Linked DNA regions of Homo sapiens: region 2 is linked to region 1. The links are chromatin contacts, found by Hi-C or POLR2A ChIA-PET in ENCODE. All regions are on one chromosome and are shown on one strand. Each heading gives the region's core, a stretch centred on a gene start or an enhancer-like site at or near the end of the contact. The rest is flanking DNA. Distances are from core to core; before and after follow the strand shown.

The links. A loop is a pair of places that touch in the nucleus more often than their neighbours do. ChIA-PET counts read pairs that join two places held with the same protein, here RNA polymerase II (POLR2A). Pooled maps may share reads with other maps.
Region 2: a map with no recorded cell type shows a loop between it and region 1 (5-fold over the local background). The contact joins the promoter of SH3KBP1 here to the promoter of PHKA2 in region 1. A Hi-C loop is called at or near these places in 1 of 37 single-sample maps with no recorded cell type and 6 of 50 pooled maps. POLR2A ChIA-PET finds 5 or more read pairs at or near these places in 2 of 52 experiments (A673 and B cell).

The regions. Positions count from the first base shown.
Region 1 is chrX:18,979,354-18,985,886 of GRCh38, reverse strand. PHKA2 (phosphorylase kinase regulatory subunit alpha 2) reads left to right here and starts at 1,773. Exons shown (of 33, transcript NM_000292.3): 1 at 1,773-2,032. The coding sequence starts at 1,955. RefSeq lists enhancers at 939-988, 970-1,470, 1,471-1,971 and a silencer at 1,089-1,778.
Region 2 is chrX:19,886,173-19,892,938 of GRCh38, reverse strand. It overlaps SH3KBP1 (SH3 domain containing kinase binding protein 1), which reads left to right and starts at 5,339. Exons shown (of 18, transcript NM_031892.3): 1 at 5,339-5,632. The coding sequence starts at 5,629. RefSeq lists an enhancer at 2,673-2,722 and silencers at 4,888-5,187, 5,248-5,317, 5,798-5,937.

The DNA.
Region 1 (6,533 bases), core at 524-3,023:
GAACGCAGCTAAGCAGGACTGATTTCATTTACTCATGCGAGCAACATTAATTGAGCTCCAACTATATGCTCAACACTGTACCAGGCATAGTAGGAGATACCAAAAGACTGTTTCAATGAATAACGTACATTCCAATTAGGAAAATATGCCTCATCCACACATGAAAACATAAATAACAACAGGAGGCAATACATTGTGGCCAAGTGACAACGAAATTAGCTATGATTTATTAAGTATTTTTCTACTAGCCAGGCTTGTGCTAAATGCTTTATATTCATCCTCTTGATCTTAAGTCATCCTGTGAGGTAGGTGCTATGATTATCTCCATTTTACAGATGAGAACACTTAAGTTCAAACATGTAAAACGGGATGCCAAAGGTCATACGACTTGTAAATGACAGAACTGACATTTGAACTCAAAATGAACTGACTCTAAGTCCTAAGCTCTTACTAAACCAATGGCTACAGAAATTCAGAAAATGGGGAAGGCTAATAGAGGAGCTGAGCTGGCCGTTAAGGGAAAGATAGGCTTCAGTTAGTCAAGGAGGAGGAAGAAGGGCCGAAGGGGTCAAGCATAGAGTAAATGCATGGAGACTGGAAAAGAGCTTGCGGAAATTGATTGCATTAGTCTAGCTGTCCAGTAAATTCCTATGTGGGCCAGATTTTGGTGGACAATGAATACCAGGCCGAAGATTGTGAACTGTAGGTTATCAGCAGCCACGAAACATTATAATGAATGCCAAGTTTCAAGCTGTAGACCCGTGGGAGATGAACTGCGAACCTGCCCGAGGAAGCGGCGCCCAAGTGGCTAGGGGCGGGGTCACAGGCGCCAGAGGTGTCGCTGGGGCACCTCTCCGGGCCTTCCCCCTTTTTCTTCCGGGCTGGGTCCCGCTACTCCAGTTCCGCTAGGCGGCGGAGACGGGGCCAGAGGTGGGACTACAATCTTGGCCCTCAGAGGGGTGCCCAGGCGGCCGCGGTAGGCGGCCCTCTTTCTCCGGCCTCGAGTGGGACTGGCACCCGTCTCGGGGGGCTCCACACTACCACGCAGGAAAGCCAACTCGTCCGCCGCCCGAAGCCGGGTTCCCCTAGACTCCCACGGGCCGCCTCCTTTTTCGTCCCCCCCGAGGCCGCGACTCTGAGGGTTCCGCTCTGCGGCGGAGGTGGGGCCAGGGGCGGGGATGTGGGCGGGGCCGTGAGGTCGTTCCAGGGCGCGGGGCGGGGCCGCCCCCTTACCTGTGCCCCTCAGGGTTCCAAACGTTCCACTCCGCGGCAGGGGCGGGGGCGAGTCCGGAGGGCGGGTCCAAGGCGCCCAGGTGGCCGCGGCAGAAGGGCCTGTTTCTCTGGCCTTGGCTGTGGTTGGCAGCCGGCCGGGGAGAGAAGGGACTCAGGGAGGCAACCTGGTTCCCGCCCGTTGCTGATTTCGCAGCGGCTCTCCCGGGCCGCCCCCTTTTCCTTCCTCCTCAGGCCGCGACTTGGAGGGTTCCGCTCCGCGGCGGGGGCAGAGCCAGGGGCGGGGCTGAGCGCGGCCTGGGCGATCTCCCCGGCGGCTGGGGTGGGCTGGCGTCTTCTTCGCGCCCGGGGGACCTCCTCGCGACCGCCGGGACGTAAAAGGGGCTTGGCAGGGGCGTCCTCGCCCCACTCCCGGAACCTGGTTTCCCGCTGCTCCCGCGAGCGTCGGGAGCCCAGCAGGCCTGGCCGAGGCGGGACCTTCGTCGCTCCAGCCCCCGTCCCCGCCCCCGCGCCTCCCCGCCGCGCGGAGCTCTGGTTGGCTTGCTTTCCAACCGGACTTTGGGGCTAGCGTTTAGAAAAGTCTCGACCTCCTCCGGCCCGGTCCCATCCCAAGAACCGACTAAGGCTGTGAGTGTCCGGGAACCAGACCCGCTTGGAGGCCACAGCCCCGACGTCCCGCGCCCACGCGGCAGATCGGGCGCTGCGGCCTGGGAGCCTCGGGGAGATGCGGAGCAGGAGCAATTCCGGGGTCCGCTTGGACGGGTACGCGCGGCTGGTGCAGCAAACCATCCTGTGTTACCAGGTAAGGAGGGACCGCCCCCAGGGAACGCGTGGAACTACCCTCTCATGTAACTCATTCTCCTTCCCAGGTCTGGCCCTCTTGTGACCTGAGACCTTGCAATTAAGAGTTTGCTATTTGAATCTAGTCCTTGCTAGCCAGTGATTACCACCCCATTGCCACCCCGTGCTCCTTAAGATTCAGGGGACCTAACTGTTGCTACGGCTACTTTTCACAGAATTCTTTGGCCATTGTTCAGGATGAGAATGAGCCGCCTCCGTGCCCGGGTCCAAACTGCCTCTTTTTGCATTGACTCTGCTTTTTTTGGACGAGAAGAGGTGTGGGGGGTTTGGACAGACTACACTGAATGAGAACAGTAGACAGGAGTGAAGAAGCTCCTGAAGTTTACGCAGGACTCTGCAGTGTGGGGCGACAGCTACCGTCCCTCCCATGAGCTGTCTTGGTAGAGACCCACCTGGGAAGCCCTTAGGGGCTACTTTGGTTGCTATTTTACAGATAAGAAAATTGTGAGGCTAGAAAGGTCACTGCATGTAGCAGGTCAGACCCAAAGGCTCCCAAGCTCACAGGGTCCTATGACACTGCCCATGTGGTCCGAGGTATGAATTTGCCTGCTATGCTTTGTATTCCTGGGCTAAAATTATGTGTGGGTCCATCAGTGTAAGACCACTGAACTATTTTTATTCCTAGTGAAGACAGCAGCTATGTTTCTTGCCCTCAATCAACAGCAACTATTTATAGGGCCTTCAAAGTCAACGAAGGAAGTGGCATTCAGGGGTTAGAGGCCTGACCTGCAAGTTGGGAGCCATGGTCATTTCCAAGGCACTGACCATTTTCCCTTCTTAACTAATTTCTTAGCCTTGTTTCCTCACTTAGGAAATATTTGTGGTGTATCTGTTATATGCAAAGCACTCTACAAAGTGCTGGGGTTACAAGAATAAATGATCGTAGTGCAGTAACATTTATGCATAAGGTATAGGTCCAAAGTCCCTTAATCTGTTTTCTTTGTTGTTGTTTGTTTGTTTTTGAGACAGGGTCTCACTCTGTCTCCTAGGCTGGAGTGCAGTGGCGCGATCTCGGCTCACTGAAACCTCTGCCTCTCGGGTTCAAGCGATTATCCTGCCTCAGCCTCCCGAGTAGCTGGGACTACAGGCGTGCGCCACCACACCCAGCTAATTTTTGCATTTTTAGTAGTGACGGGGTTTCACTGCGTTGGCCAGGCTGGTCTCGACCTCCTGACTTCAAGTCATCCTCTCACCACGGCCTCCCAAAAGTGCTGGGATTACAGGCATGAGCCACTGCACCTGGCCTCAGAGTCCATTATCTGAAACCCTTTGGACCAGTTGTGGTTTGCCCATCAGAAATGTTTGGCTTTTAGAAAGGTAATATGCGTACAACGTACTATATATACCATAATAACTGCAGCCAGATCTGGGCAGCACCCCTTCATCAAACAGGTTATTACTTCCACATCAGAATATGAATATTCACATAATTTCAGTAAAGGCTGAAAAGAGTTTCATATTAGTTCGGCTCATCTTTTGCCACCAAAAGAGCTTGCTGCAAACTTACGAAAACACTTTAAATTTTCAGAGCTTACTGGCTTTTGAGATTGCACATGAAGGATGATGGTCTTTATTTTGAGAGCTTTGAGGAAGGACCCCTCGCCCAGTTTGTGGGAGCAGTAGAGGAGTCCTGGAAGAGATGATGTTCAAGTTGAGAGCAGAAGAAGTAGGCAGGCAAATCAAGGTTATTTTTCCCCTTCTTCCTTGGAATATATTCTAATTACATCTATAAAGTGTTTTAAAATCCAAGTTGAAAAACCTTTCCCTTCATGACTGTGATGGAGAGGGCTTTAAGGAGAGCTGATGAAGCTTGGTTCTTTTGTCAGACCTGGGTTTGAATCCCCTGCTCTGCCTTGAATGACATGTGTGACCTTTCTTGATCCCTTCTGAGTCCATGCCCTCATCTGTAAAGTGAGGATAATAACACTTGCTTCCACTGAGTGTTTCTAAGGAAAAAATTAGTGCCTACTATCTTGTCTGGCACCTACTGGGCAACAGTAAATAATGGGTGCTCTTGGTGGTGTTATGATTTTGATAGAGGCCACACGTTTGTGCCCAGGCCTCGTGGTCCTTGCAGGAGTACTCTGGCTCATGGTGCGCCCTTTCCTGAAGGTCCTGCTACAGCTCCGCATTCCTTGAGCATAAATATGTCTCCCCATTGATGCCAAGAGATCCTAAGTACAGATACCTCATCAGTTTCCTTCCTTTGCATCAAGCAGTGGCCAAAGGCATGAAAGGTACCCTTAAGTCTTTGTTGGTAGAAGACTTCCAGCAGGACCTGAGTCATCCTAATAACCCAGCTATCCAGGCTTGCCTTCCCTCAGAAGCAAAAGAATTGTCTTCTCATTAAAGCAAATCTGTGAGATTGGACTTTCCTCCCCAACATTTTAATGATTAAAAAAAAGTTGTGTGAGCCTTTAGTTGTATTTATTTTGGGGGTAGTTGGTGAGTAGCCCTCATGTTTGCCCTCTTTTTCCCTTCCTGTGTCATCAAGCTCTTCTGGCTAACCAGGATACTCCCAGCACAGTTCTGCCGGGAAATGCCATGCGCCCACAAGTGCAGGATTGCACCCATTCACCCCCACAACTAGTGTTCACAGTTGTAGAGCCCTAACCCATTCAAGGCCTCATCACCTTCTCTGAGTAATCTTAGGCAGGTCCCCTAACTACTCTAGAAAAACGAATGAGCACTTTTATGTTATGTATATTTTACCACAATTAAAAAAAAAAGAATGAGCTGCACGAACGGTTTCTAAAGTGTATGTTGTATCTCCCCACCTGCTGTAGCTTTGTGCAGATGTTTAGGAGGCATTTTTTTTAGTGTCAGCTGGTAACAAGTTCTAAACTCTGTTTCTGATTTGCTTTTTAAATTGAGATCAATTTACATTGGTTTCATTTGTTAGAAATCATTTTGTGTTAAATATGCCAAGCTAATCACCATTTGAAGGGGCGGCCTGCCCCTCCACACCTGTGGGTATTTCTCGTCGAGTGGGACGAGAGACTGAGAAAAAGAAATAAGACTCAAAGACAAAGTATAGAGAAAGAACAGTGGGCCCAGGAGACCGGCGCTCAGCATACAGAGGACCTGCACCGGCACCGGTCTCTGAGTTCCCTCAGTATTTATTGATTACTATTTTCACTATCTCAGCAAGGGGAATGCGGCAGGAGAACAGGGTGATAGTGGGGAAAAGGTCAGCAAGAAAACATGTGAGCAAAGAAATCTGTGTCACAAATAAGTTCAAGGGAAGGTACTATGCTTGAATGTGCACGTAGGCTAGATTTATGCTTTTCTCCACCCAAACATCTCAGTGGAGTAAAGAGTAACAGAGCAGCATTGCTGCCAGCATATCTCGCCTCCTGCCACAGGGTGGTTTTTCTCCTATCTCAGAATAGAACAAATGTACAATCGGGTTTTATACAGAGACATTCAGTTCCCAGGGGCAGGCAGGAGACAGAGGCCTTCCTCTTTTACTAATCTTCCTCAGCACAGACCCTTCACGGGTGTTGGGCTGGAGGACTGTCAGGTCTTTCCCGTCCCATGAGGCCATATCTCAGGCTATCTCAGTGGGGAGAAACCTTGGACAATACCCGGCTTTCCTGGGCAGAGGTCCCTGCGGCTTTCCGCAGTGCATTGTGCCCCTGGTTTATCGAGAATGGAGAATGGCGATGACTTTTACCAAGCATACTGCCTGTAAACATTTTGTTAACAAGGCACATCCTGCATAGCCCTAGATCCCTTAAACCTTGATTGCATACAACACATGTTTTTGTGAGCTCAAGGTTGGGGCTAAAGTTACATCTCAAGGCAAAACAGTTGTTCAGGGTACAGATCAAAATGGAGTTTCTTATGTCTTCCTTTTCTACATAGACACAGGTAACAGTCTGATCTCTCTTTCTTTTCCCTACAATCATTCTTCTGTTAGAGGTAATAGTTGGTTCACATAATTTCAGTAAGGGCTGAAATTATTAAATTAATTAAATTATTTAATATTAATTATTAATTATTAAATTAAATTATTAGTTAAGCTAACATCTTAATTCCTTTTCCTGTATCTGTGAAAGAGAAGAACTTTTCCCATTAGTCATTTGCCAAATATACTTGCTGCTAAATATTATTTGAATCTTTAATGCAAAGAATGAAAGAGCTATGGTTACAAAAAGGTCCTTTTGCAGGTTTGATTTTGTAAATATATATACTCTAGGAAGTATCTTTAAACATTTGTTGCCTTTAAAAGAAATTCTTAGATTGTTTTGGCTCAGGTAAGAAATATGAACTTTGTACATTTTTTTCACTAACAGCTGTTTGAAGGCTCCTTAATAAAAGTATTAAGTATGAAATGGTGATGAGAATATGGATCAGAAGGAAAAACAATGGTCAAGGCAGTGTTCACTGTAACGACAGATTATTTGGTATAATAAAGCAAATAACTAAGAGACTGGGAC
Region 2 (6,766 bases), core at 4,090-6,589, 900 kb before region 1:
CACCAGGGCCTCTTGGGTAGTGGGGCGCTAGGGGAGGGATAGCCTTAGGAGAAATACCTAATATAGATGACGGGTTGATGGGTGCAGCAAACCACCATGGCACGTGTATACCTATGTAACAAACCTGCACATTTTGCACATGTATCCCACAACTTAAAGTATAATAAAAGAGAAAGAAAGAAAAAAAAAAGTGCTGTTTGCCAGAGTTCTCCAAGTAAAGTTACTATTTCCCCCATTTTAAATATGAAGACATATTTATTTCAGGGAAAATACTTTGAGGCTATGCAAATATTCTGTTTCTCCTTAAAGTTTCACCCACTCATTTGTGAACGGTAGTTGGATCATGCCTATATTAGCAGTTACTGTGATGTTCTAATGATGCTTTTCCCTTTCTCTCATTTCTCCTACACTTTAATTGGAATTCCTCTGTAAGGAAGACTTGTCCCTTCTCCTTGATATTTTCCCCTAGTCAGTTATTTAGTTGTATTTCTATAGACTCAAAGATATTAATTTTCTTCCAATACAATCATTAATTATTTTGTTGCTTGAATTGCTCCAGCTTTGGCCTTTGGGAGCCCTTTGGGGTTGGCTCCTGTGCCCTTCTGCTGTGCCCTGTCACCTTTGTTGAGTACATCTTTACTTTCTGGCACTGTGAGATTTTTACATTTCTCCATAAAGTTCATCAGAAGCACTATACAATGAGTGTCTTTTGTACAGCACTCAGCACGTAATTTATATTAATGTAAAGACAATATTAAAGGTTATCAAAGTATTGTTCATTAAAGGCAAATTACAGATGTTAAGTCCGAGTACTCAGAGATAGCAAGTATGAAAGACAGAAGCTCACCCACCTTCAATTTTTTCTTTTTTTTTGAGACAGGGTCTTGCTCTGTCACCCAGGCTGGAATGCAGTGGTGCAGTCACGGCTCACTGCAGCCTCAACCTCCCAGGCTCAAGTGATCCTCCCATTTCAACCTTCTGAGTAGCTGGGACTACAGGTGTGCGCCACCTCATCCGACTAATTTTTGTATTTTTTGTAGAGACAGGATCTCACTATGTTGTCCAGGCTGGTCTGAAACTCCTGGGTTCAAGTGATCTACCCACGTCGGCCTCCCAAAGTGCTGAGATTACAGGCATGAGCCACCATGGCCGGCCACACCTTCAGTTTCTATCCAAAAATATGTTACTACTACTGAGCAACATAGCGGTGCCTTTTAAGTCATACGATATCATTTTAAGTGTAACAGCTCCGATACTTTCTATTTCCAAACTGCATAATCTCCTCTGGTGGAAATGGGAGTTCAGTGGGACAAAGATGTATTAAATAAAATCCTATTTCTCTAGAAATATTCATGAGATGAATTTACATCATTTGAAATATTGCAATAACCATTTTGTTAAAAGATACTCTTGTAAGAGGGAGGCAGGATGAGAAATTATGCATCTATTCATGTCAGCAGCTGGATCTGAATCTTGATATTAACTTCCCTTGTGCTGGTCAGCAAAAGTTTCTCCAAGGAAAAATGAAAGGACAATAGGAACAATTCAGAAGAACTAAACAATAAGTGAAAAAATGGAAGGTTCATTTTCATAAGTCAGAGAAACTTAAAATGAAAAATAAACTATAGTGTTTTGGATAGAATCACCACAACTTTGTTTAGTTAAGGCATTAAAATTAGGGCACATGTCCCGGTGCGATGGCTCACGTCTGTAATCCCAGCACTTTGGGAGGCCAAGGCGGGTGGATCACCTGAGGTCAGGAGTTCAAGACCAGCCTGGCCAACAAGGTGAAACCCCATCTCTACTAAAAATACAAAATTAGCTGGGCGTGGTAGCGCATGCCTGTAATCCCAGATACGCGGGAGTCTGAGGCAGGAGAATCGCTTAAACCCGGGAGGTGGAGGTTGCAGTGAGCCAAGATCCCACCATTGCACTCCAGCCTGGGCAACAAGAGTGAAAGTCCATCTCAAAAACAAAAAAATAAAAAATAAAATTAGGACATAGCTCAGGGATTTTCAAAAATATTGTCTTGCCATCAGTCTTTCTTTTGTGGTAACGCAAATTTGACCACGCAGGAAGCAGATCAAGGAGGAGCGACACCGCATTCCTGTCCAAGAAGGAAAAGATATGCCTTGAAATAGACCAGAGAATAAACAAGACTCAAAACTTCAAGCAAGTCGGGCGCAGTGGCTCAGCCTGTAATCCCAACACTTTGGGACACCGAGGCGGGGGAGGATCATTTGAGCCCAGGAGTTTAAGACCAGCGTGGGCAACATAGTGAGACCTCATCTCTACAAAAACTACAAAAATTAGCCGGGTGAGATGGCACGTGCCTGTAGTCCCAGCTATTTGGGAGGCTGAGGTGGGAGGATCACTTGAGCCCAGGAGGTTGAGGCTGCAGTGAGCCATGATCACGCCACTACCCTCCAGCCTGAGTGACCGTGAGACCCTGTCTCAGAAAAAAAAAAAAAAAAGACAACAAAACGAAACAAACCCCCCAAATTTCAAGTGATCTGTGTTCACCTGTGTGAAGTTGGAAATAAAATTCCATGAGAAGACTGTCTTCTCCACATAGGACAGAGAGACCAAGCAGGACATAAGACAAACTGCTGATTTTTTCTTTTTCTTTGAGCCGACAGGGTTCCCGCACCCCATCTGCTGGTTTAGGTGTAGTGGCCTCTGTGATGCCTGGGTAAGTTTAGCTATGGGAAGGTATCATCAACAATGTTCAAAGACTTTTGACTCATCATTGTGAGAATGCACTGGGCAACCAGCCAAGAATCTTCAGCACTCCAGATAACAGTCCACTGCAAGGCCAGCACAACTGTTGCCATGTTGAAATGTACCCCATCACTTTCAGGGGTCTGAGGCTCTTTGAGAGAGGGTTAGGATGACCCACTGATACGGCCTTACCAAAGAGAACCACCTCTGGAATTGAGCAGACCCCCATACCAGTTCTTCTGGGGTTGGGGGAAAAAAAATGTCCCAGTAGCAGAGGGTTTATCCAGGCTCTGTGAGTTTCAGTGTTTGTCAACTCTAAGATGGTATCAGAAGGCTTGATTGCCCTGATTAGAACATGATATAACAAGACATGTAATGAGTGAGGCACCAGGGTGCCTGGAGGAGGAATATTTGAGTATTCATCATCCCTGCCTTCAACATTTCACATTCTTTTTTTTTTTTTTTTTTTTTGAGACGGAGTTTTTCGCTCTGTCGTCCAGGCTGGAGTATAGTGGCGCCATCTAGGCTCACTGCAACCTCCACCTCCCAGGTTCAAACAATTCTTGTGCCTCAGCCTCCCACGGAGTTAGGACTAAGGCATGCACCACCACGCCTGGCTAATTTTTGTATTTTTAGTAGAGAGAGGGGCTCGCCATGTTGGTCAGCCTGGTCTTGAACTCCTGACCTCAGGTGATCCGCCCACCTCGGCCTCTCAAGGTGCTGGGTTTACAGGCGTGAGCCACCGTGCCTGGCCCACTTCACATTCTTTTCTTTTCTTTTTTTCTGAGACGGAGTCTCGCTCTGTCGCCCAGTCTGGAGTGCAGTGGCACGATCTTGGCTCACTGCAAGCTCCACCTCCCGGGTTCACACCATTCTCTTGCCTCAGCCTCCGGAGTAGCTGGGACTACAGGCGCCCGTCACAACACCCAGCTAATTTTTTGTATTTTTTAGTAGAGACCGGGTTTCACCATGTTAGCCAGGATGGTCTCGATCTCCTGACCTCGTGATCCGCCCGCCTCGGCCTCCCAAAGTGCTGGGATTACAGGCGTGAGCCACCGCGCCCGGCCTTCACATTCTTAATCTCCGTGTTCTCTGATCCCTTTTTTAGGAGTCTGATATTGATGACACTAGGACTTCAATTGCAGCCTCTGTGTGGATGGGCCTCTTGTCCCTTGATTAGTCTCCTATTTCGATCGGTTTGACACACATGAACGGTATTTAGAAAGATGATGCTACTGATCTCTTGTTTGTAAGACCCTGACTTTGAGGTTTTTTGAAAAACTCATGAAACAGTTATAAGAACAATTTTCTACAGAAATCCCAGGACGGTAACCAATTTACAAGAGTTGCCCCGCCAACACAGGTGAGGTATGGAGACAGCCCCTCTCTTGGGTAGGGGGTCGGCTTTCATTTGTCCCTTTTGAGTCCACTAGCCCTCAGCCTCCTCCATTTCCAGGGGCCACTGATGTAATTTCTCTATTGTCTTACGTGCTCTTTGCCTAAATGTCTCCCATGTAGTTCACTATCGCTTCCTACCACCAGATGGTGGAAAGGGAAAAGGAAATAACGGGCCGGTAGAGGAATGTGGTGGCAGGCAGAGTATCTATGGCGAAAGGTGTGGTGGTGAATGGACCCAAAACGGAGCTTCTGAATTGCCCACGAATGCCCACGGATTCCCTGTTAACATTTTAGCGCCCACTCAAGGGTCGGCCGTCCAGGTCTGGGAGTCAGTAAGGCACAATAATGCCTGCTAGGGAGGGAGCCAGCCCTCATCTCAGCGGATTCCTGGGAACGTCAGAGCTCGGGAACATTCCTGAACACCCGAACCGCACCTGGCCCAGGCACTGGGGCGGGGCTTAGGCGGGTCCCAGCGAGGCGATGCGTCCCCTCGGCCCCGCTGCGTCCTTCGCCCGTTTTTCCCCACGTCAGTGCCACCGCCTCCTCTGTGCGGAACTCGCACCTGGCCTGCCTGCGTTCCCACGCCCCACCGAAGGGACGCCGCGTTTCTCTCCCTTCCAAGGGACCCTTTTCCTTCCCCTCCAACAGCCCCCCGGGAAAACTCATTCCAGATTGCCTCGATGCCCCAGGGCCACCTGCCATCACCCTGGTCAGGCGTTTGGCCCCGGGCCTGCCCTGGTCTCCATCCCCAGCCCGTCCTCCACCTCTTGTCGCCCCCTCCCGCTCAGCCCCCTTCTCCTCCTTCTCCACGTGCCCCTGCACTCCCACGCCCCTCCCCCAAGAAGCCCCTCTCCTCCGGTCTCGAGGAGTCTCGCGGCACTTCCCGGGGCGTCAGCCCAGCCGCTGCGGGTGGGTGGCAGCCGCGCGGAGAGGGGTGCCTCTGGCGCGGGCGGTGAGGAGGGCGCCCAAGCCCCTCAGCCGCAGGGACGCCCCCGGCGCCTGCCCCGACGCGGCCCCGGCCCCGGCCCCGCCCCTCTCCGGCCCCGCCCCCGCCCGGCGGCCGCGCGTCCCCGGCAGGCGGAGCTGCAGGAGCCTCGCGGCAGCGCTGAGGAGGAGGGGAGAGCGGGCGGCGCGGCCGCGGCTGCCGGGCGCTGGGCTGGGCGGCGCTGTTTTTTTTTTTTTTTTTTTTTTTTTTTTTTTTTTTTTTTTTTTTTTTTTCGCAATTTCCACTCGCGGGGAGCAGGAAACCCGGCGCAGCCGGGCGCATTGGGCCGCGATGCAACAGCAGCAGCAGGAGTCGCCCCGGGGCAGCAGCGGCAGCAGCAGCAGAGGCAGCAGCGGGCGGCGCTGAGCCGCCGCCGCCGCCACTGAGGAAGAAGCCGGCCCAGCCGCCGCCGCGTCCGGACCCTCGCGCCTGGATCCCAGCGCCCCGATCCCGGCGCCCCAACCCCCACGCCCGCCTCCGCCAACTTTCACGCTGCCTCGGCGGCCCGGCCCGGCTCGACGCCAATGGGTGAGTGGGGGCCGCCCGCGTCCGGGCGTCCACTTCAGCCTTGAGGGCGGCGCGCCAGTCCCAGAACCGCGGAGCCCGGGAGGGCGCCCCGGGGGCAGGGTCCGGACGGGGGACACCGCGGTGGGCGCCCTCGCCTGCCTCGCGCACCCCCATTCACTCCCACTTGCGCCCGTGTGCCCGCCGAGCCCGCGCGCGGCGCCGACGGGAACCCGCGGGGGCCTGAGCAGACGATCACGGGGGCTGGCCCCGGGCGGCTCGGGCTGAGGGATGCAGGGGGTGTGGTTGGTTTTTCGGGTGGGCGGGGAGAGTTTTGTCTTGGCCATTTTTGCACCCGAGCGCGCCCTCCTCTGCGCTGCGGACACGGGCACCCGGACCTGGTGGGCTCCGGCCCTGCGCGGGGCTGCTGGTGTCTTCCTGGTCCTGTCTCGGGGGAAGCTGGAACCTCGGGGTCTTGGAGGGGGCTGGGTTGCCTTTGCTGGGGGTTGACAGGGGTTGGGGGGTGGGGCGGGAAACGCCCCAGTTCCTGGTCTGGCTCGCAGTCCCGGGGTCCAGAGCACCTGACGCTCCTCTCCTTGCGCCCCCCTTCCTCCCGGCCCCGACCCTTTCGCTGCTGCCTTCCTCCAGCCTGGCGAGCTCTCTGCTCCGTGATGCTAAAAGGCCACTTCCCATACTGTCCTTTAAGTCTTCAGGGTCTGGGACCTGGAAATGGTGATCCGGTCTTTGATTTACTGAGTAAACATCAGTTCGAAGTAGCCAACTAACCTTTGAACCCCCTGGGTCCCATTTGATTTAGACCCCGGAGCATTGGAACCACCTTGCTGCCCAGAGAAGCTGCCACTTTATTGGCAAGGCACTTATGATTACTTGGGCTATTAAATGTTTGGTCTACCCAGGTAATGTTCTTGCTGACAGCCAGCTTCTGTTTTTCAGCCTCTGGCAGATTATTTTTGGATGTTCCTAGGCCAGGCATAGGAAGGCTGCAGATAATAATAAATCATAATAAAGTGAGACCTTTCTGTGTTCAGGTAATAGGATTCCAGTACACTAGTCAGGATGTTCAGAAAGCCTGAAGGATTGGAAAAGAGGAGGTTTAACCCAGTCCGTTGTTGACAGGCAAAGTTAAAATCCCATTTG